Linked DNA regions of Homo sapiens: all the other regions are linked to region 6. The links are chromatin contacts, found by Hi-C or POLR2A ChIA-PET in ENCODE. All regions are on one chromosome and are shown on one strand. The core of a region is the stretch at or near the end of the contact, and the rest is flanking DNA. Distances in the headings are between cores, read along the strand shown. Region 1 overlaps LOC105376787 (a long non-coding RNA gene). Region 2 has its middle 12 kb from the start of TEX44. Region 3 has its middle 47 kb from the start of PTMA. Region 4 has its middle 150 kb from the start of LINC01891. Region 5 holds the start of PTMA (prothymosin alpha). Region 6 overlaps INPP5D (inositol polyphosphate-5-phosphatase D).

Region 1 (2,971 bases), core at 400-2,899, 1.5 Mb after region 6:
CTGGGTGCGATGGCTCACGCCTGTAATCCCATCACTTTGGGCGGCTGAGGCGGGTGGATCACGAGGTCAGGAGATTGAGACCATCCTGACTAACACGGTGAAACCCCATCTCTACTAAAAATACAAAAAAAAAATTAGCTGGACGTGGTGGCGGGCACCTGTAGTCCCAGCTACTCGGGAAGCTGAGGCAGGAGAATGGCGTGAACCCGGGAGGCAGAGCTTGCAGTGAGCCGAGATCGCGCCACTGCACTCCAGCCTGGGCGACAGAGTGAGACTTTATCTCAAAAAAATAAAAAATAAATAAATAAACGAATAAAAAATTAAAAAAATAAAAATTAACTGGATGTAGTGGTGCGCACCTGTAGCCCCAGCTACTTGGGAGGCTGAGGCAGGAGAATTGCTTGAAGCTGGGAGGTGGAGGTTGCAGTGAGCCAAGATTGTGCCATTGCACTCTAGCCTGGGCAACAAAGTGAGACTCTGTTTCAAAACAACAACAACAAAAACAAACAAACAAAAACTGGGTACTAGTTATTAGCTTGGCCTAGCCAAGTTGGCATGTAAAACTAACATCTCAGTAAAATATATAAAACATAAAATCAAAATCCTTATTATATGATCAACTCCTGCAATCTTTGAGCCAGCCTGAGGCTCTCTGGTGTTGTTGCTCTGAGCAACCCTGTATGTGAGTGTTGGGAACATTAACATTGACCAACTGTCTTTGGGTTGAAGATGAGGGCGTTTGACGGAGGCTGAACAGGGCTGAATTTGTGAAAGAATAAAATTCCGGGCATTCATTTCCCAATCTCTGCCTGGAGGCCAGTGGCGGAGGCCGTGTTGAGCCCATAGCTCTCCTCTCTGCCTTTTGACTCTTGGCCTGTGCTTAGGGTGGCGGTCAGTGAGTTCACAGCCAAAATGACAGGGGCCTCGCTGGGCAGAGGACGCCTCATTGCACTGGTCCCTGTGCCTCCTTTCCCCTTGTTATGGGCTGAGCTACATCACCCCCAAATTCCTGTGTTGAAGTGTTAACCTTCAGTACCTTGGAATATGACTGTATTGGGAGATAGGGCCTGAAAAGAGGTAATTACGGTAAAATAAGTTTACAGGGGTGGGCCTTAGTGCAATATGGCTCACGTCCTTATGAGAAGAGATTAGGACACAGATATGTGTGTGCACAGAAAGACCCTAAGAAGACCCGGGAGAGAGAAGATGGTCGCCTGCAAGCCAAGGAGAGAGGCCTCCGGAGAAACCAAATCTACCGATATCTTGATCTTGGACTTCAGTCTCTAGAACTAGGAGAAGATAAATGTCTGTTGTTTATCCACCCAGCCTGTGATATTTTGTTGTGGCAGCCCTGGCAAATGAATACACCTCTTCTGTGAGGGGCCAGAAGGGTGTTCCTGGTTCCCTAATTTCAAGTCTTGGCTGTGCAATCTTTGCCTTCTCTTAATCGGAGAGTTGAAGATCACAGTCAAGGAGTCTGACCCTTCCCACAGACTCTGCTGAACTCTGCCCCACACCCTTCCGTAAACTCATTTGTCTCAGTCTTGGTGGTTTGTGTGGTCAGATACAGCCCAGCCACAGGAAGAGGCAAAATAAGCTTCAGGGGAAGTGAACACGTCCCACACAGCTTGCCTCTGGGGTAAGGGGCAGTGACAGGGCCTGACTGTTTAACGGTCCCTGCTACTGTTCCCAGGCCTGAAAATGTGTGTCAGCCTGTGTGCAAATCACATCAGGTGGATGCCTGATGGCTGAGGACAGCTCTGTGGCTGTTCTTGACTTTGCTCCACGCCTTGGGCAGTCAGCCAGGGGGACAGCACTCCTGGCCAGTTTCCCTACAGACAGGGCTCAGGGTCAGCTCTACCCCAAGGGGTTTCTTGATTTCCAGCCCAACAAGGGGGATTGCTGTGGCTTGGGTTTCTTCAAAAGGAAGACCTGGAAGCATGAACTTGATGAAATCGTTTATTTGATACGTAAGCCCAGAAAGCATGGTGAGGGGGTGGAGGAAGAGAGATAACGAAGAGAAGAAAGAAAATGAAGTGTGCATTCTGGCTGGGCCCGGTGGCTCACGCCTGTAATCCCCGCACTTTGGGAGGCCGAGGTGGGCGGATCACGAGGTCAGGAGATCCAGACCACCCTGGCTAACACAGTGAAACCTCATCTCTACTAAAAATACAAAAAAAAAAAAAAAAAAAAAATTGCAGTGGCCGGGAGCGGTGGCTTACGCCTGTAATCCCAGCACTTTGGGAGGCCTCGACGGGCGGATCACGAGGTCAGGAGATCGAGACCATCCTGGCTAACATGGTGAAACCCTGTCTCTACTAAAAATAGAAAAAATTAGACAGGCGTGGTGGTGGGTACTTGTAGTCCCAGCTACTTGGGAGGCTGAGGCAGGAGAATGGCGTGAACCTGGGAGACGGAGCTTGCAGTGAGCCAAGATCACGCCACTGCACTCCAGCCTGGGCGACAGAGCAAGACTCCATCTCAAAAAAAAAAAAAAAATCGCCAGGCATGGTGGTGTGCACCTGTGGTCCCAGCTGCTTGGGAGGCTGAGACAGGAGAATGGCGTGAACCTGGGAGGCGGAGCTTGCAGTGAGCCGAGATCGCGCCACTGCACTCCAGCCTGGGTGACGGAGCGAGACTCCGTGTCAAAAAAAAAACAACAGAAAATGAAGTGTGTATTCATTCCCAGGCCAGTCAGGACTATGGGCAGGCAACACGGTGGGGACCCCCTGAGATACCCTGTGGAACATGGCTTAGAATTGTCCCGCCCAGGGACAAGGAAGCTGTGGTGCATTTGTTACCTATTTTTATTTTTATTTATTATTTATTTTTTGAGACAGGGTCTGGCTCTCTTGCCCAGGCTGGAGTGCAGTGGCGTGATCTCAGCTCACTGTAACCTCTTGCCTCAGCTGCCAGAGTAGCTGGGATTATAGGCATGTGCCACCACACCCTGCTAATTTTTGTATTTTTG
Region 2 (3,009 bases), core at 40-2,539, 1.5 Mb after region 6:
CAGGAGAGGACATAGATCTGAGGCTTTTCCCAACTGCAGTAGGCGCCCTGGTGGTGGAGAGTCTGCAGATCTGGCAGTGGAGAGTCCCTGCCCTGGAAGCCAGGCTGGAGCTGCTTTTTCAGAGATGCCAGATGCCTCTCGCACTCAGACCCCCTGGTCAGGCTGTCAGAAGGCAGTCACTGACTGTTGAGGAGAGACGCTGCTATTCACAGGGATGGGCAGATGCCTCCCTGGGCCAGACGGACAAAGCATGCCCAGGCTCCTGGGTAGTCAGTTGGTTTGGATGTCAGTGCTTGGCCTGTTGGGCTGGGGGAGGTGGTGGCTCCCTGGAGACAGATCGTGAAGGGCCTGGATGTCACCCTGTAGTGACAGAGTGCTACTGGGGGAGGAGCCTGGGAGAAGCCTGGGTTGGTGGCATCACTGGGTCTGAGACCCAGTCACAGCGCCCCACGTCTTGAGCCACTGCCACTGGCAGGCCTGGACCAGCTCTCAGGCCCAAATTTAGGTCCCTGCTTTATCTTAGCACAGCTGATGGCCCTTCTGCTCCTGTAGCATCTTGTTTCTCTTACACCCCAGGTTGGAACCTCATCCTCTCTCCTCTACGGCTGATGCCGCCTGCCTCAGTTTACCCATGTATTGTCACTTTCACTCGTGCATTCACCCTCAGTCGACAGGGCTGGGGCCTGTTTCCCACACCGTCCCTCCATCGTTTTGGAACAAGTGTCCATGCATTTTATTCTAGCATTGCGGCCCAGAGGTTACGTAGCCCATCAGCTCACAGGGCTTCGGGAACAGGTGTCCAGGCGCTCGATGTCAGGGGTTCTGGGTGCTGGAGGCGCCTGGCAGCTCCCAAGGATCGGTGCTTGTCCTCAGTCCCATGAGAAGGCCATGCTGAGCGCCTACTGTGTGCTGAGGGCGGCGCTGTGGGCCGGGCTGCCGCACACAGAGGCCCCTTTCTTCAGGGAGTTTACTCAGGAGCACGTTTATAAATAGGACAAAGCCCGGCGGGCCAGGGGCCTCCCAGGCAGAAGTGGGGAGAAGGCCGGGCGTCCTCCTGGAGGGTGCCGCCCCGCCCCGCCCGGGCCCGCAGCCTTCCGGGGCTGAAAGGGCCTCTGTGTCCCGGCCCCCGCCTGCCCCGGGCCAGGAGCGCATTTCCTCAGCTGCGCCAGACCCTGGAGGCTCCGCAGCCCCTCTGGGGACAGACACAAATAGTTCCCGGCCCAGCTGCCCGGCCAGTTGCCTTGGGAACCAAACTCAATTGTCTGACGTCACTGGGCCGTCGCGCAGCAACCGGCTCAGCCTCTCCCTCCCCGCCCAGGCGTTGAGGTCACGGTCGCCATGGAGACGGCGGGGCCGGGCCTGCTGGGCCGGGCCTGCTGGGCCGGGCCTGCTGGGCCGGGCCTGCTGGGCCGGGCCGGGCTGGGGCTGGGGGTGCTCGGCCGGTCTTGCAGGCCCCGTCGGCCACCCGCGCCCTTGGTCCCGCCTCGGAGCCTCGGCCCCAGCTCCGGCCCCGACACGGGAGCTGCTCTTCCCTCGCGGAAGCGGTGCCGCCTGGCCCGCGGCAGCGCAGACGCCCTGCCTTGCCCTCAGGCTGGCCGGGCCGCCTGTGGCCGGAGAAAGCCCCATTGTGGCCTGAGTGCGCCCCGCAGCCAGTCGGGATTTCTCTCGCAGAGAGAGGCCTTTGTTCGCCTCACCCCATCTGACTGCCCCGTGCTCTGTCCCAGCCTCATTTGCTCCCCAAGCCCCAACCTGGGTTCCTGCTCTGGCAACAAGGAGCAGGTGGCAGCAAGGGGCGTTTTCGCGCCCCTCCCCCTAATCACCCAGGAAATCTCTGAGCTTGGCCACCTGCCCTGGGGGAGGAGACGCGAGGCCTGCGCACCCCACTCTGCTTCATCCCTGGTTGCTCTCCCCACTCCTGTGGCCCCTCCGCCGGCGTTTGTGCTGTGTGACATCCCTCTCCTCCACCGCTGCCTGGGGTTGGGGGCAGTCGGGGCAGTCAGGCCAGGCCAGGCCACCCCTGGGTGAAGAGGGCATTGGGGCCAGAAGGGTCTGCACTGACCACCTCCAAGTTTCTGTTCTTAGGCTGTTCCCGCCGCAGCAGAATATAAAGTGCTGAAGCCAGAACCCAGACTGGGACGCAAGGCCCAGAACCTGCGCAGGGGCCACCGGCAATCGGCCACCATGCCCCTGCCCTGCTGTGCCTCGACTTACCCATCTGCTGCTGGGGTAATCCTAACCATCTCTTACTGAGGGACCCTGAGTGCCTTGTTCAAGTTCAGTGTGGTGAGCCCATTGGTGGGAGGTGTTTTTCCTCCCCAAAGACTGTATTTTGAAAAGTACTAATAAAATACAGGAGGTGAGTAGCCAAGGCAGAATTTTAGGTGAATTCTATTTCCTCATTGTTTGACATTTAAAATTTAGAGATGCAAAGGAATATATTTGAATCCATGGGGTTGGGGGGATGAGTACAGAAAGATCTGAGTGCCTTGCTCTTTCCAAAGCACGTGTTTAAAGGAAGGTTCTGGTTGTGTGCAGGGCATTCACAGGCAAGTTTGTGTGTTGTGGGAGGCATACCCCGGGTCCCAGAACCTAGGTGTGGGCTCTGTGTGGCATTAGGCAAACATCGGACCCCATCTGGAGTCCTGGCCTATTTTTGTGGGAAAGGCAACTTTTATCTGCTGGGGAACCTTCAGATATAGGAGGGATGGGGGTTAGGACAGTGTCCCTTGCAGTGGGGGACTTAGGGGAGCCACAAGGGACAGGCTGCTTTGGGCCCCTCCTTCCCCTTTCTGGGAGCAGCCTGCTCTGACAGGATCCAGGCTGGGCCAACCAGGGTCCTTCCCCCTAGGATTGATCAGATCCAACAGGGGAAACCGAGACTTTTCCTCTCTGGTTTATCAAGGAGCAGCCTGTGGGCCTGGAGTCTCCAGGAGCCACGGTCCCTGCAAGGAGCAGAAGCCTGGCGGAGAGAAAGAACCTCCATGGGAGGTGGAGGACAAGTGATGGGGA
Region 3 (2,864 bases), core at 90-2,589, 1.4 Mb after region 6:
CTCGGCTCACGGCTTCCTCCAGGCCGCTTCCCCTGTCATTGACAAGCCAAGCGCCTCCTTCACAGTGGTCTCAGGTTGTCCTAACTGCCTATTTCTAGGCGTTTCTCCCACTGGCTTCATGCTCTGCGTCACTATCACCGTGTGCGCCCAAGTGCAAAGTTGGGTCCAGGGCAGGAGCCAAAAAATCAGTGAAGAAAGAACGAAGGAAAGATTAAAAATTGCTTGGGGTGGTCGGCAGATTATGCTTTGCATGTAAACTGGGCAAGTGCAAATGAATCCAAAACAGGCCGGAAACAAGATCGTGTTCGCGGGCCACAGACAGCGGAGGCGGGGCTAGCACTCGAGGGTCCACGTACATCCCCGGGCCGCGCAAACAGCGGCTTCTGTGAACCACTACATTCCTGAATGCACGTGTCCGTGCACACCCGGACCTGTGCAAACACAAATGCGGACATTCTCGGGTCCAAGTACATCCTCGAGGTCGTGCACATACGAAAACATGGAAACCCGCGGGTTCGTGCATGCCAGAGTTTTGGTGTGCGTGCTAGGGAGTGTAAGCAAGGGTATGCGCACACTTCCGAGGTTGTGCACATACAGAAAGGCGCACGCCCCAGGGTTCTGCACACAGAAGGACGTGCACACCCCCGAGGTCAGCCGGCAGACCCTTCTTGAGGAGGTAGAGGCGCCTAATTCCCCCCATATTTGGGCAACGCTGCAAGCTCTAGGCGCCATCTTCGCTCCGCGGGCAGCGGAAGGACCTGCAGACAGCGAAGCCCTGGCGCTTGGGCATTTGTTGTGCCGGCTTCCGGGCGTCCATCACGCGGAAGCCGCGCCCCAGACGCGGGAGACGCGGCGGAGCACGAAATGGCGGGCGAGGGGCGGAGCGAAGGCGGCCCGGGGCGGAGCGGCCGAGAGCCTCGCCCACTCTTGACTCCAGGCTTGGCGCACCGCCTGAACCCTTGCGCAGGCGCACAGCACGGCGCGCGTTCCCGCGTTCCTTCCGACGCGCGCTAGAACACAAAGGGCTGGAGGGAAAGCACGGAGCGCTGCAAACTTGCGGAGCGGCTCGTGGTGTGGAGCGGCCTGGAGCGGACTCTCAAGGGCCGGAGCCGGGCTCGCCGGCACTGCGCTCGGGCGCAGGGTGGGGCGCGACACGGCACTGGTTCCCTTGCCCTCTCTCTCCGGCCGTGGCCGCCTCGCGGGCCGGGGTGGGCGCCCAGGGCGCAGGCGCCGGTGCGCGGGTGGGACCAGGAGCCTCCATTTTCCCTCGCACGCGCTAATGGCGCAGCTGGGCCCTCTTCCTCTGGCGGGGGTGAAAATTCCCCTCCGGGGAAGCCCGAGGCGCTCGCTCCCCAAACTCTTTCGTCGGTGCGCGTGCTTAAAGCGGGCGGATGAAGCGTTCTTGAAAGTGCCTACACCTTTTGAGATGTGATTCTGAGTTGTTCATAGAAAAAGAAAAGACATACCCTTCCGCAAATTCATCCCCATAGTTTGCAACTTTCTACTTCAAATTGGGGTTATGGATTTGGGGGAGGCAAAAATAAGTTTAAAAATTTCCATTAAAGAGATGTTCCTGTAAAACAATGATCAAGAAAATGTTTAAAAGCAAACCTTAGCCATAAAACTAATACAAGTTCTTGGTAGAAGTTTGTTTTTGAGACGGAGTTTCGCTGTCGTTGCCCAGGCTGGAGTTCAGTGGCGCGATCTCAGCTCACTGCAACTTCCGCCTCCCGCTTTCAAGCAATTCTGCGTCAGTCTCCCTATGAGCTGGGACTACAGGCGCCCACCACCACGCCCAGTTAATTTTTGTATTTTTAGTAGAGAAGGGGTTTCACCATGTTGGCCAGGATGGTCTCGATATATTGACCTCGTGATCTGCCCGCCTCAGCCTCCAAAAGTGCTGAGATTACAGGTGTGAGCCACCGCGCCCGGCCAGTAGAAATTTTTGAAAGAAAGAATGGTAGTGTTCACCTTCCGTTTGCAGTATGCCAGGCCCTGTTTTAAGTGCATTAACTTTCATAACCAGGTCCACGTGGAAGAACTGACACACAGAGATAAGTACAGAAGTACTTAAAGGACGCGAAAGGACGAATAGTCTTTTCCACCTTCCAGTACAGCCACTGTCTGATTCAGTGGCATGGTTCCTGCCAGCGCTCTTCCGTGCATTAGGAAGTTTGGTTCATGGTTTACATACATACTGGAGCAGTTTTTGCTTCTCTGGCAGAGCTGTGGTTGGGCAAATAGAAAAAAACTCAGCAGGCTCAGAGGAGCCGGTCAACTGCCAGTTTCTCACGGTCTCTGGGGAGAGCTAGGTCCCGGCCAGTTGAGAGACCACGTTCAAAGGTTAGAATGTTAGTTATCTGGTGACTTGGGATCCAGAATGCACATAACTCTTGTGATCAGGTCATGGGGTTGGAAGGAAAAGTATCCGTATTCCTCCCTCCCTTTATTTTTTCCTACAGGGTCTCAGTAGTCAGTAGCACATTCGCAGGTCACAATTACCTTTCAAGTTTCCGCAGCTCATTTGAGGATTATGAGGAACGGCATTTTTGCAGGTCAGAATGGGGTCAAAGTAGAAGGCAGAGGGCAGGGATCATTCGTCATTGATACCTGAAGCAGCTGAGATTTTAAGGTTATTAGCCTTGCCCAAATTCATAAACTAATAGCGGAGCAGAGATCCTTCATCCAAGTTGAGGTGTCTGACTTGCAACCTCAGTTTCCAAGTCCTTAAGGTCTATATGATCTTTTAATTGTGTCCATCCTTATTTCTCTTTTTAAAACTTTAACAAGGTGGCCGGGTGCAGTGGCTCACGACTGTTATCCCAATACTTTGGGAGACCGAGATGGGTGGATCACTTGAGGTC
Region 4 (2,991 bases), core at 292-2,791, 1.2 Mb before region 6:
GCCCCAGAGGAGTGGTTGGTGCAGCGCCATCTGGACCATGCAGCCACCACAGCGAGTTGGGGGTGACAATTTGAGTCTAAGGGAGTGATCCTGGGAGCTCAGCAGGAGAAAAGCCCAGGAGTTGTTCCTGGATATATTGCTTGCAAATCTCCAGGCAAGCTCAGCTGTTTCAGCGGATGAGTGTTTCCTGACGTGTGGGCACCTGCTGCTGGTTCTGTCCCCTTTCTCCAGTGTCCTTTAGAGTGTGCCTGGGGATAGAAGCAGTGTTATTTCTCCCTTGGCTTCAAGCAGGAAAAATATTCTCATACAGTGTTGTCTGAAAGAGTGATTTTCAAAATTGTGGGTCATGACTCGATAGAGGATAGAGAATCTGTGTAGTGGATTTTGAGAAACTTTTTAAAAAATACAACTAATGGAAGAGAAGATAAAATGCCGAAGGACTTCACACGCAGTAAGGGCATGCGCTGTTTTGTGGCATTTCGGTTTCCTGGTTTGGGAAGAAGAAGCAGATGGTCTACACCACTGGAAGGCACAACTCCATAGACAAGGGGTTCCTGGACAAAAAGTTGATAGTAGCACCAGAAAGGTAGAAGCAGAAAGCAAACACATCCCACACACCTGGAGGCACCGAGGCAAGAGCTGTTCAGGTCATGGCCTTGGTGTAATCCTTGCCTTCTCTTTTCTCTCATGCTCTACATGTAAACCATATACAAAATTTGTCAGCTTGACCTGCACTCTATATCCAGATTCCAATCACTTCTCACCATTTACTCTGCAAAGTGGCAGCTGGAATATTTATATGGTTTGGCTGTGTCCCCACCCAAATCTCATCTTGACTGTAACTCCCACAATTCCCATAAGGGGAGGTGATCGAACTATGGGGGTGGGGGGCGGTCTTTCCTGAGCTGTTCTCATGATGGTGAATGAGTCTCATGAGATCTGATGGTTTTAAAAATGGGAGTTTCCCTGCACAAATTCTCTTTCTTTGCCTGCTGCCATCCACGTAAGACGTGACTTGCTTTTCCTTGCCTTCCGCCATGATTGTGAGGCCTCCCCACCCATGTGGAACTATAAGTCCAATTAAACCTCTTTCTTTTGTAAATTGCTCACTCTCAGGTATATCTTTATCAGCAGCATGAAAACAGACTAATACAAATATGCAGATGTTGCACCATTAAACCTAGCTAGAGTTTGGAGACTTCATAGCAAGGACGACTTGTGGCATTTTTCTGGTTATTTGCCATTAAATTGTGAGCCAGTGAACTGAAAGGCAGCACACTTAAAAGAGTCATTTTATCCACTGTTCTCTTTCATTTAACTGACGATCTCCTCTTTCTCCCTGTGATGCTGTAAACCCCATGTCTTTTGTGAAACTGGCTCTGTAATCAGACCATGGCCCATCCAGCCTTGAAGCTCTCTCCTGCTTACAGATGGGGTTTTGACATTATGCCTTTGGGTTTTGTGGCACAGAGATTTCCACTTCTTCCTCATGAGCCCAAGCAAGCGTGAGCTGTCTCAGCTACTTGGAGATTGACGTCAATCTTTCCGCATGAGCCAGGGGAAGCTGCCTCATTTGTTTGCCCTGTGGCTTCTCTACTTTTCAAAAAAGGGAAATCAGTTCTTCTCTGAGTCATGTTATATTTTTTGTGACCGATAGTAAACCTCTGAGAAATATCTCTAGACGTTACACAGTTCAAATCAGTCACTTATAAAATTAAGCATTATGCTCTCTCTCCTTCTGAAAAGTCCAGACAAAGAGCATCAGATTTCAGAGAAGAATCTGCTCTTCAGAACAAGGGCTAACCTTGCATGTGCAGTTGTCAGGTAAAGATAGATCAGCCCTACTCACATGGCTGTAACCATCCACAATTTGGTTTCTCTGTGCAAGTTCCTCTGGTTAAGAAGCCTGGGATACCCAGGGAGATGCTGGGTGATGGGCTTGCACACAGTATCGTTGGCGGCTTCCTAAGATGTCAGGCTGAGCATATCCATGTTTCGATTTTGGTGTCAGCCATCAGTTGCTTTTAGGCTTACAGCAATTCTCTATTTTATGAACTCAAACAAAATTACAGAAGGAAAGCTGTCAATTACTTTTCTTTACTTTCTGAATTAGAGTGTCCATCCCTAGTCCTCCACCAGACACCACTGTAGGCAAACAAAGCATCTTACAAATGATGCATCATCAAGATGCACAGGGAATTTTTTTTTTTTAAGAACTACAGGAAAAAAATCAGTCACATGTTTAGCATTTTCCCTGGAACAAATTTATTTTGCTGTTACAGTGGTCGGTGGCCTGCGGTGTCTGTCCTTGGTATTTGGACAAGGAGATGCCTGCTCAGTGACTAAGCTGGGGTTCTCCACATCAGCAAGGCCCTCACTCAGGATTGGCCATGGATATGGACCGACCCCACTGCACCTTTAGAGTCCAACAGCTTTCCTTCGCAAGATGGCCCACTGGAGGTGAAGGTGGATTCTGTTGCCCTGGATCCCAGGAAGTTAACTTGTTCCTATGTGAGTCAAACCTTGGGTCTGATCTCAATTGTTTCCAACCATAAGCAATTGGTCTAGTGTTCGATGCAGGGCATGCTCAGAGCTGTCTGGTTATTTGTCCACACCTTGCTTGGCACATGTGTTATTTTGGAGAAAACTTCCTTTCTGCCTGAGAAGCAGGCAATGAAAGGGAGCCTCCACTGGTAGACAAGACTCTCATTCTCAGGCTTTGCTAACCTCCAAGGCAGAGTTTGTGCCTTGTTTCTCTGAACCCGAATGGCACCTATTGAGTTCCTTTTTTATAGCACCCGTTAAGTTCCTCTCAAGTTCTCTAACTCTAACCCTAACTCTAGTAGCATATATCACTTACCTTATTGTAACTGTTGCTTCCTCATTACATTGTAAGTTACTTGCAGGTGGATATTTAGTGTTAATTCATGTTGGTATCCCCAAGCTTAACATAGTAGCCACTTGTATCAGTTACCTCTTGCTGTGTAACAA
Region 5 (2,958 bases), core at 105-2,604, 1.4 Mb after region 6:
AAGGGTTAAGGAGACGCCAAGGTGACTCGCGCCAATCCCTGCAGGGGCACGACGGGCGCGGACGAGGGCCGAAATATTAAGAAAGAGCCAGTCAGTCTGAGAGCGCCCCGCTCCCGCCAAGGGCGGAGACGCTACCCAGGGCGGGCAGTGGGACCGAGGCGGCGCCGACAACAGGAGCGGAGCCGCACCAGCCGCGCAGGACCTCATAGCCGAGGGCAGTGAACCCGCCACGGGGCCCGGGCGCCCCCCCAGTTCGACCCTACCATTGGCCTGTCGCGGCCGCCGTGTTGGCCCGCGTCGCCCCGAGCTGCGGCGCACACGGTGCTCCCGGGCAGCCGCGGGGGGCGCCCATCGTCGCCCCAGCGCCGCGCTTCACTTTCTCTTTCCTCCCTGCGGCGCGTGGGCTCTCGCCTCCTCAGCCAAGCCCGGCACCGCGGGTGCATGACTGAAGCTGGGCGGCCGCTCCCGGCGCACTCACCTCGAAGGGCGCCCACCCCCGCCTCCCAGAGCGCCCAAAGCGGATAAGCCCGTCACACCTCCGCCGGGACGGCCGACGTCGCGGCCAGCCAGCCCGTCGCCCCATCCGCCTTATCGGGACTTAGTCTAGACAAACCACCTCAGGTCCGCTGCAGGGCGCGAAACCGCCGGCCTGGCGCCGAACAAAGAGCAGCGCGGCCGGCGGGCGCTCGCCGCCACTTCCCGCGGCCGGCCCGCGCCCCAACACGCGCCCCCCAGCACTTCCGATTCCCAACGCGCTTGAGTTTCAAAGTTATTTCCGTGCGCCCGGCGGGCCGACGACCCCCAGCCAGGCTCTTCTCCTCCCGCCGCCACTCATACCGGCCACAGACGAGTTTCGAGGGCCGTGAGCCGGCCTCCGCGCCTAGCCCTCGGCCCCCGAGGGCGCCCGGCCCACTCCCCGACGGGCATCACGTCTGCCCGCGGCGGTTCCCGCCCCCTCCCCCGCACCACACAAAGAGTGGGCTGCCTGAGGGCACCGCGCCGGGGGCGGGCCGTTTCCCCGCGAGAGGGAGCAACAGCGGGCTTGAGACAGTCCAGCTGCTGCGCGCCAAACACCGCCCGAGCGGCGGCGCGCGGACCCCGAGGGGGCGGGCGGCGTCCAGCCTCACCTTGGTGGTGATTTCGGAGCTGGTGTCTACGGCTGCGTCTGACATGGTGGGGCACGCCGGTGATCCGATGCAGGGGATTAAAAAGAAAGCGAGAGTTCAGGGACTCTGGCGATAAAGCTGCCGGAGTCCGCGGCGGCGGAGGAGGCGCGCGGCGGAGGCGGCTGCGGCGAGCAAGGAGGCGGATGAGGAACAATGCAAAGATGGCTTTTCAGAGCAGCCAGTGGGGGACTCACGCGGCGCCAGAAGCTTTAATATAGATTAGTGGGCGGCGCTCGGCTTCCCATGCCCGGCCGCTATTGGCTGAGCGCAGGGAGCGGGCGCTCGCTCATTGGCTCGATTCCGAACAATGGACAAGCGTGCTTAAAGCGGCAGTGCCCCGGCGCGTCCCGCGCTGCGCAGTCGCCGATCGCACTGTCATTCAAGGCCGGAGTTTGCCGGGTCTCAGCAGGGCCGAGGGCGCGGGGGAGGGGTGCGCGAGCGCGTTCCGGACGCGCGCTCCCGCAGCTGTTTTGCTGGGGCTGCTGACGCAGAAAGCCAAAGCGCGGCAAAGCTGCCCGCCCAACCCCCTTCCCTCCCTCTCCCGCCCTCCCCGCGGCTGCTCGGAAGGAGGGGGAGGGAAGAGGGGGCGGCGGGCACACGACGGCTGCCAGCGCGGGGGAGGGGAAGGCGGGGTGCTGGGCCGCGCTCGCCCCGGGCGGTGCCCAGCGCAGTGCCCGCGGAGGTGCCCGCCCCCCGCGCCTGGGCGCCTTGGACCAAGGATTGTCCCAGTGCAAGTGGACGGCAGCCCCACGACGAGCAACGAGGTCACGAGGCCGAGACCCGGGCACCTGGGCCGCCCCGTCCCTCTGCCATGCCCTCGCGCCCTCCCAGGGCAGGGCACCCCTAGTCCTGTGGGCAGGCGACCTCGATTGCCCACCATCAGGTCCGGCGTCCGTCGGCCAAGTCAGTCGACAAGCGGGCACCGTCCCAAGCACACACGGATTCATGTATCAAGCGGACTCGATGCGCGATGCCGGCTCCAGCCCTCGAGTGGGACAGCCCGCGGGCCCCGCACGGCATAGCGGTCCCCTCATTCTAGGTTTCTAGTTAGGGTCTGTCCCGAGCGGTCACTGCCGTCGCGACAGCCTCAGGGCAGCCTCCTCCAGGGGCCTGCCGGGCCATCGAGTCTACCCTTCTCCCACCCCACTGCTGGACTGCGATGGGCACATGAACATTACAGAGTTCCTCGGGAAAAATCATCGTCTCTGGAGCCAGTTGGGCTAATCTTTGGGGACTACCTGAAATTTGGGGGACCATTTAGAGAACCATGCGGAGCCCCGAGAAAGGGGAGCATCAAAACGCCACACTCAAGATGGCGCCGGGCTCGGCAAGCGTGGCGTGACGTAGCGATCTAGCTCACGTGGGCGATCCGAGAACAACAGGCTACGCTGGCCTTATCGCCACCGCACTTAGCTGTCGAACTAAGAAATCGGTTGTGTGGGAAAAAGGACCAGAATAGGTGGAAAGATAGTCCAGAAATTTACCTGTGCCACACACAAGATGGCGAGACGTAGGGTTCGTCCCTGTGCTGCCAAAAGGGGGCGCCCGACACGGAAGGCGGGACTCCGGAGACACGAGCGCACATTGGCCGAGAGTGGCGGGCGAACACAAAGTTGACGCTTTGCGTCCTTCCATTGGCAGTTTCTTCCGTCTGTCTCTCGGTTGCAGCCGAGCTGGGAATGGGGAAAACCCGGAGTGTGGGATCGTGGAGGGCGGACGATGCCAAGTCCAGCAGAGCTTGCGCTCGGGGCTAGAAGAGAGACTGAGTCTCCCTTCTCAGTTTCATTAGGTA
Region 6 (2,917 bases), core at 17-2,516:
GCCAACTCCATGAAGTTGGTCTGCAAAGAACAAAGATGAGATCTTTGGTGTTGACAAGAGAACAGAAGTCCCCAGGAAAAGAGCTAAAGTTACTAAACTAAGAAACAATGAAAGCCTTTCGGTGCTTCACTTGGCAAAATTTCAGGCCAGATTCTTATTTTGGGGAGCCTCGTATTCTGGTGGCACTGAACAGGCTCAGGTGTCAGGAATGAGTTATTTAGAAACTGTGGCTAAGCTCAGAAAAGACTGTGAGGTTTTGCCTCAACATGAAAAGAGGAACTTGAGTTAAAATAGGCAGAGATCAATAACTGCTAAAGCTTCCCCGAAGGGCTCTGAGTCTGCTTAATTGGGCATGAGTGTGCACTTGGTCCTCAGTGGACGTCTGCTGTCATTTACTCTTGGAGGTAGATTTTCGAAGGTGAGTCCACCTGGGAGAATCCTATGAGAATTCCCCTTTAATTCACCTTGAAGGAAAACCTCTTCAGACCACCTAGGTCCACAGCTCCCTGTACCATGTCAGCTACTGCGGAGGTCACAGATCTAGTGCCGGGGTCAGGAGCAGAGAAGTCCAGCAGAGCCGCCCATCTTCTCTGAAAGCTGCCCGCCCACTGTCCTGGCTAAGCGGAGACCTTAAGGAGGCACGCTGCCCCCACGACTCTGTCCCCATCTCTGAGAGGCAGAGGGGGGTACCTGCTCCAAGACAGCCGATTCATACACAGACTGGCAGCCCCTGAGTGGCTCATGCGGAGAAAGCCGTGGAGGCTGAGCCATCAGACTCCTTCTTAGGACTGGGGACTGAGAAGGGAGGCTGCTGGCTGGGAAGAGCGGCCCCACAGAGAAGAGCTGATCCATGGGAGAAGCTGCGTGCAGACCCCATGCTCTTCTGGTTCCAAGGCCCTAGGGCGGCCTTCTCCTTCCTGGCTCTGCACATCTCCACAAAGGCTGCCCACCCCTTACCCCTTACAGAGTCAGCCAAGGCGAGTTTCTGTTCCCTGCACCACCACCACCCCCTGCCCAGTAGCCTGATGAGGCCCCGGATTTCATCAGCAGTTCCCAGGGTCACAAGATGTCACAGTAGCAAGAGTATGATGGTGACAGAGAGGGGCAAACCGGAGACGCAGTCTACACATTTACAGGCGGCGGGTGCCGACTCTACTAGAAGCCACAGAGTCATGTCTTTTCCAGTCATACTTAAAGTTTTCTTCACTTTGAAGGAAGAGAAGAAACCACAAAGGGAAAAAAGATCAAAAGCATCGACCAACTTTTAACTTAAGAGAGTTTGCCGACTCCTCTCAGCAAACCACCTATCACAGATGCCAACTCTGCCAGAAAAGCTCATGCCCTCCTAGACTTGAAAAAAATGGTAGAGGTCATTGAGGCCAACTGCCTGCCCCAGACAGGGCTCCCCTCCGCTGCTCACATCCCACACATGGTGAAGAGCCCCTGTCAGAGACAGACATTCCCATGGCAAATAGCTGCCAAGCGCTGGAAAGGACCTTCTCGTACTAGGTGTGCCAACATCTGCTCCTGGTGACTGCTAAGAACCAGGCCAAACCTGCGGGCGCCCTAGGCCAGTGGAAAGCCTTCAGCAGATGTGCCTTAGAGGCTGCAGTGGACTCAGGGGCAGGAGGATGAGGCAGCCGGCAGCAATGCCAGCCTAACTACGCAGGGAGTGGTTCTGCTTGAGCCTAAACTCGCATCTCCTAAGGAGGCCTCGCAGCAAATGCCCCTGGACCGGGCTGCATCACACATGCCCCTTGGGCCTCTCTCAATCACATCGCTCCTCGAAGCAATTCCTTCCATCCTCATAAGCTGTCTTCCTGAGGGGCGTTCTGCTCACCACGCTCTCCCTCTTGACAACTTCTGGAGGATTTTTGCCTCCAGGGACTTGCCTGTGGTCTCCCCACACCTTGAGTCCAGCTCCCTGTCTACTACTGCATCCTAGTTAGCACAAAATGAATCATTCCCTTCAAGCTTTGAAACTGAAGAGTGTACCCTGCCTCTCCCCTCCCACTTCCACTTTCTTTTCAAACAAACTCCTCCAACGCCGTCATTGCTCTTCCATGACATGATATCCAAACCTTTGTCGACCCCGGCTACTCTGCTTGGGACGTGGATGCACTGCTGTGCCTCTTACTCTAGTCCCTGAGAACTGAGCATCTCTCTCTCTCTCTCTCTGTCACGTGCACACACACACACACACACACACACCCGGGATGTGGAAACTTTGTCTCCTTCCTTCTTGCCACCTCCATGTGCTCTTCATGTAGCCAGATAACAATAGCTTTCCTGGCTTCCACACACTCAGTTGTCACATTTTGTGGCGAAACAAAGGCTTTAGTAAACCGTGCTTAGGGTGGCCTTCCCGGGCTTGGACGGGTGCAGCTGATTTTTGTTTTTAAATTTAACTGCAGCCTGGCGGGGTGGCTCATGCCTATAATCCCAGAACTTTGGGAGGCCGAGGTGGGCAGATCATTCGCTGTCAGGAGTTTAAGACCAGCCTGGCCAACATGGAGAAACCCCATCTGTACCAAAAATACAAAAATCAGCCGGGCATGGTGGCGGGCACCTATAATCCCAGCTACTAGGGAGACTGAGGCAGGGGAATCACTTGAACCTGGGAGGTGGAGGTTGCAGGGAGCCGACATGGCGCCACTGCACTCCAGCCTGGGTGACAAGAGTGAAACTCTGTCTCAAAAATAAAAAATATTAAAAAATGAACTGCAAGTTTTGCACATTTTGACTTTGCTTGGTGAAATCAGATGCAGTGAGCACCAGCCTCGGACAGAACAGAGTTCTACAAATGGAAAGGCACTGTTTTGTGCTAGTCTCGCAGCCCCTCAGAAAACACGGTCTGTTCTCCTGTAAGTTCACCTCCCTTCTCTCCCTCCTGAGCCACTTCCTCTCTCTCCTTTGA

Evidence for each region. Hi-C counts contacts between places; a loop is a spot of excess contacts on that map. ChIA-PET counts read pairs that join two places held with the same protein, here RNA polymerase II (POLR2A). Pooled maps may share reads with other maps.
Region 1: a loop to region 6 is called in a map with no recorded cell type, with 6 times the contacts of the local background. The contact joins two enhancer-like sites. A Hi-C loop is called at or near these places in 2 of 37 single-sample maps with no recorded cell type and 4 of 50 pooled maps.
Region 2: a pooled map shows a loop between it and region 6 (7-fold over the local background). The contact joins two enhancer-like sites. A Hi-C loop is called at or near these places in 3 of 37 single-sample maps with no recorded cell type and 6 of 50 pooled maps.
Region 3: a map with no recorded cell type shows a loop between it and region 6 (5-fold over the local background). The contact joins two enhancer-like sites. A Hi-C loop is called at or near these places in 5 of 37 single-sample maps with no recorded cell type and 5 of 50 pooled maps. POLR2A ChIA-PET finds 5 or more read pairs at or near these places in 1 of 52 experiments (activated B cell).
Region 4: a loop to region 6 is called in a pooled map, with 5 times the contacts of the local background. The contact joins two enhancer-like sites. A Hi-C loop is called at or near these places in 3 of 37 single-sample maps with no recorded cell type and 9 of 50 pooled maps. POLR2A ChIA-PET finds 5 or more read pairs at or near these places in 1 of 52 experiments (naive thymus-derived CD4-positive, alpha-beta T cell).
Region 5: a loop to region 6 is called in a pooled map, with 25 times the contacts of the local background. The contact joins the promoter of PTMA here to the enhancer-like site in region 6. A Hi-C loop is called at or near these places in 5 of 37 single-sample maps with no recorded cell type and 8 of 50 pooled maps. POLR2A ChIA-PET finds 5 or more read pairs at or near these places in 2 of 52 experiments (B cell and activated CD8-positive, alpha-beta memory T cell).

What each region holds. Positions count from the first base shown.
Region 1 is chr2:231,544,294-231,547,264 of GRCh38, reverse strand. All of the region lies in intron 3 of LOC105376787 (a long non-coding RNA gene), which reads right to left. Among named protein-coding and RNA genes, the nearest start is that of NMUR1, 15 kb to the right of the region's middle. RefSeq lists an enhancer at 1,165-1,364 and silencers at 1,373-1,667, 1,465-1,694. Within about 2 kb of position 1,649, at least 20 of the 41 ENCODE cell types and tissues checked have a DNase peak (open chromatin) inside an H3K27ac peak, as active enhancers do.
Region 2 is chr2:231,603,096-231,606,104 of GRCh38, reverse strand. No RefSeq gene overlaps it. Among named protein-coding and RNA genes, the nearest start is that of TEX44, 12 kb to the right of the region's middle. RefSeq lists silencers at 952-1,241, 1,372-1,671. Within about 2 kb of position 1,289, at least 35 of the 41 ENCODE cell types and tissues checked have a DNase peak (open chromatin) inside an H3K27ac peak, as active enhancers do.
Region 3 is chr2:231,660,491-231,663,354 of GRCh38, reverse strand. No RefSeq gene overlaps it. Among named protein-coding and RNA genes, the nearest start is that of PTMA, 47 kb to the left of the region's middle. RefSeq lists enhancers at 1-810, 743-1,037 and a silencer at 1,151-1,350. Within about 2 kb of position 1,339, at least 35 of the 41 ENCODE cell types and tissues checked have a DNase peak (open chromatin) inside an H3K27ac peak, as active enhancers do.
Region 4 is chr2:234,307,526-234,310,516 of GRCh38, reverse strand. No RefSeq gene overlaps it. Among named protein-coding and RNA genes, the nearest start is that of LINC01891, 150 kb to the left of the region's middle. RefSeq lists an enhancer at 1,335-1,474. Within about 2 kb of position 1,541, at least 5 of the 41 ENCODE cell types and tissues checked have a DNase peak (open chromatin) inside an H3K27ac peak, as active enhancers do.
Region 5 is chr2:231,706,921-231,709,878 of GRCh38, reverse strand. It overlaps PTMA (prothymosin alpha), which reads right to left and starts at 1,354. Exons shown (of 5, transcript NM_002823.5): 1 at 1,128-1,354. The coding sequence starts at 1,172. RefSeq lists silencers at 106-415, 846-1,025, 1,546-1,945 and enhancers at 30-667, 1,246-1,305, 668-1,306, 1,307-1,944, 2,584-2,958.
Region 6 is chr2:233,079,725-233,082,641 of GRCh38, reverse strand. All of the region lies in intron 2 of INPP5D (inositol polyphosphate-5-phosphatase D), which reads right to left. Among named protein-coding and RNA genes, the nearest start is that of INPP5D, 21 kb to the right of the region's middle. RefSeq lists enhancers at 189-338, 849-938. Within about 2 kb of position 1,266, at least 12 of the 41 ENCODE cell types and tissues checked have a DNase peak (open chromatin) inside an H3K27ac peak, as active enhancers do; they include B cell, where a contact is called at or near this core.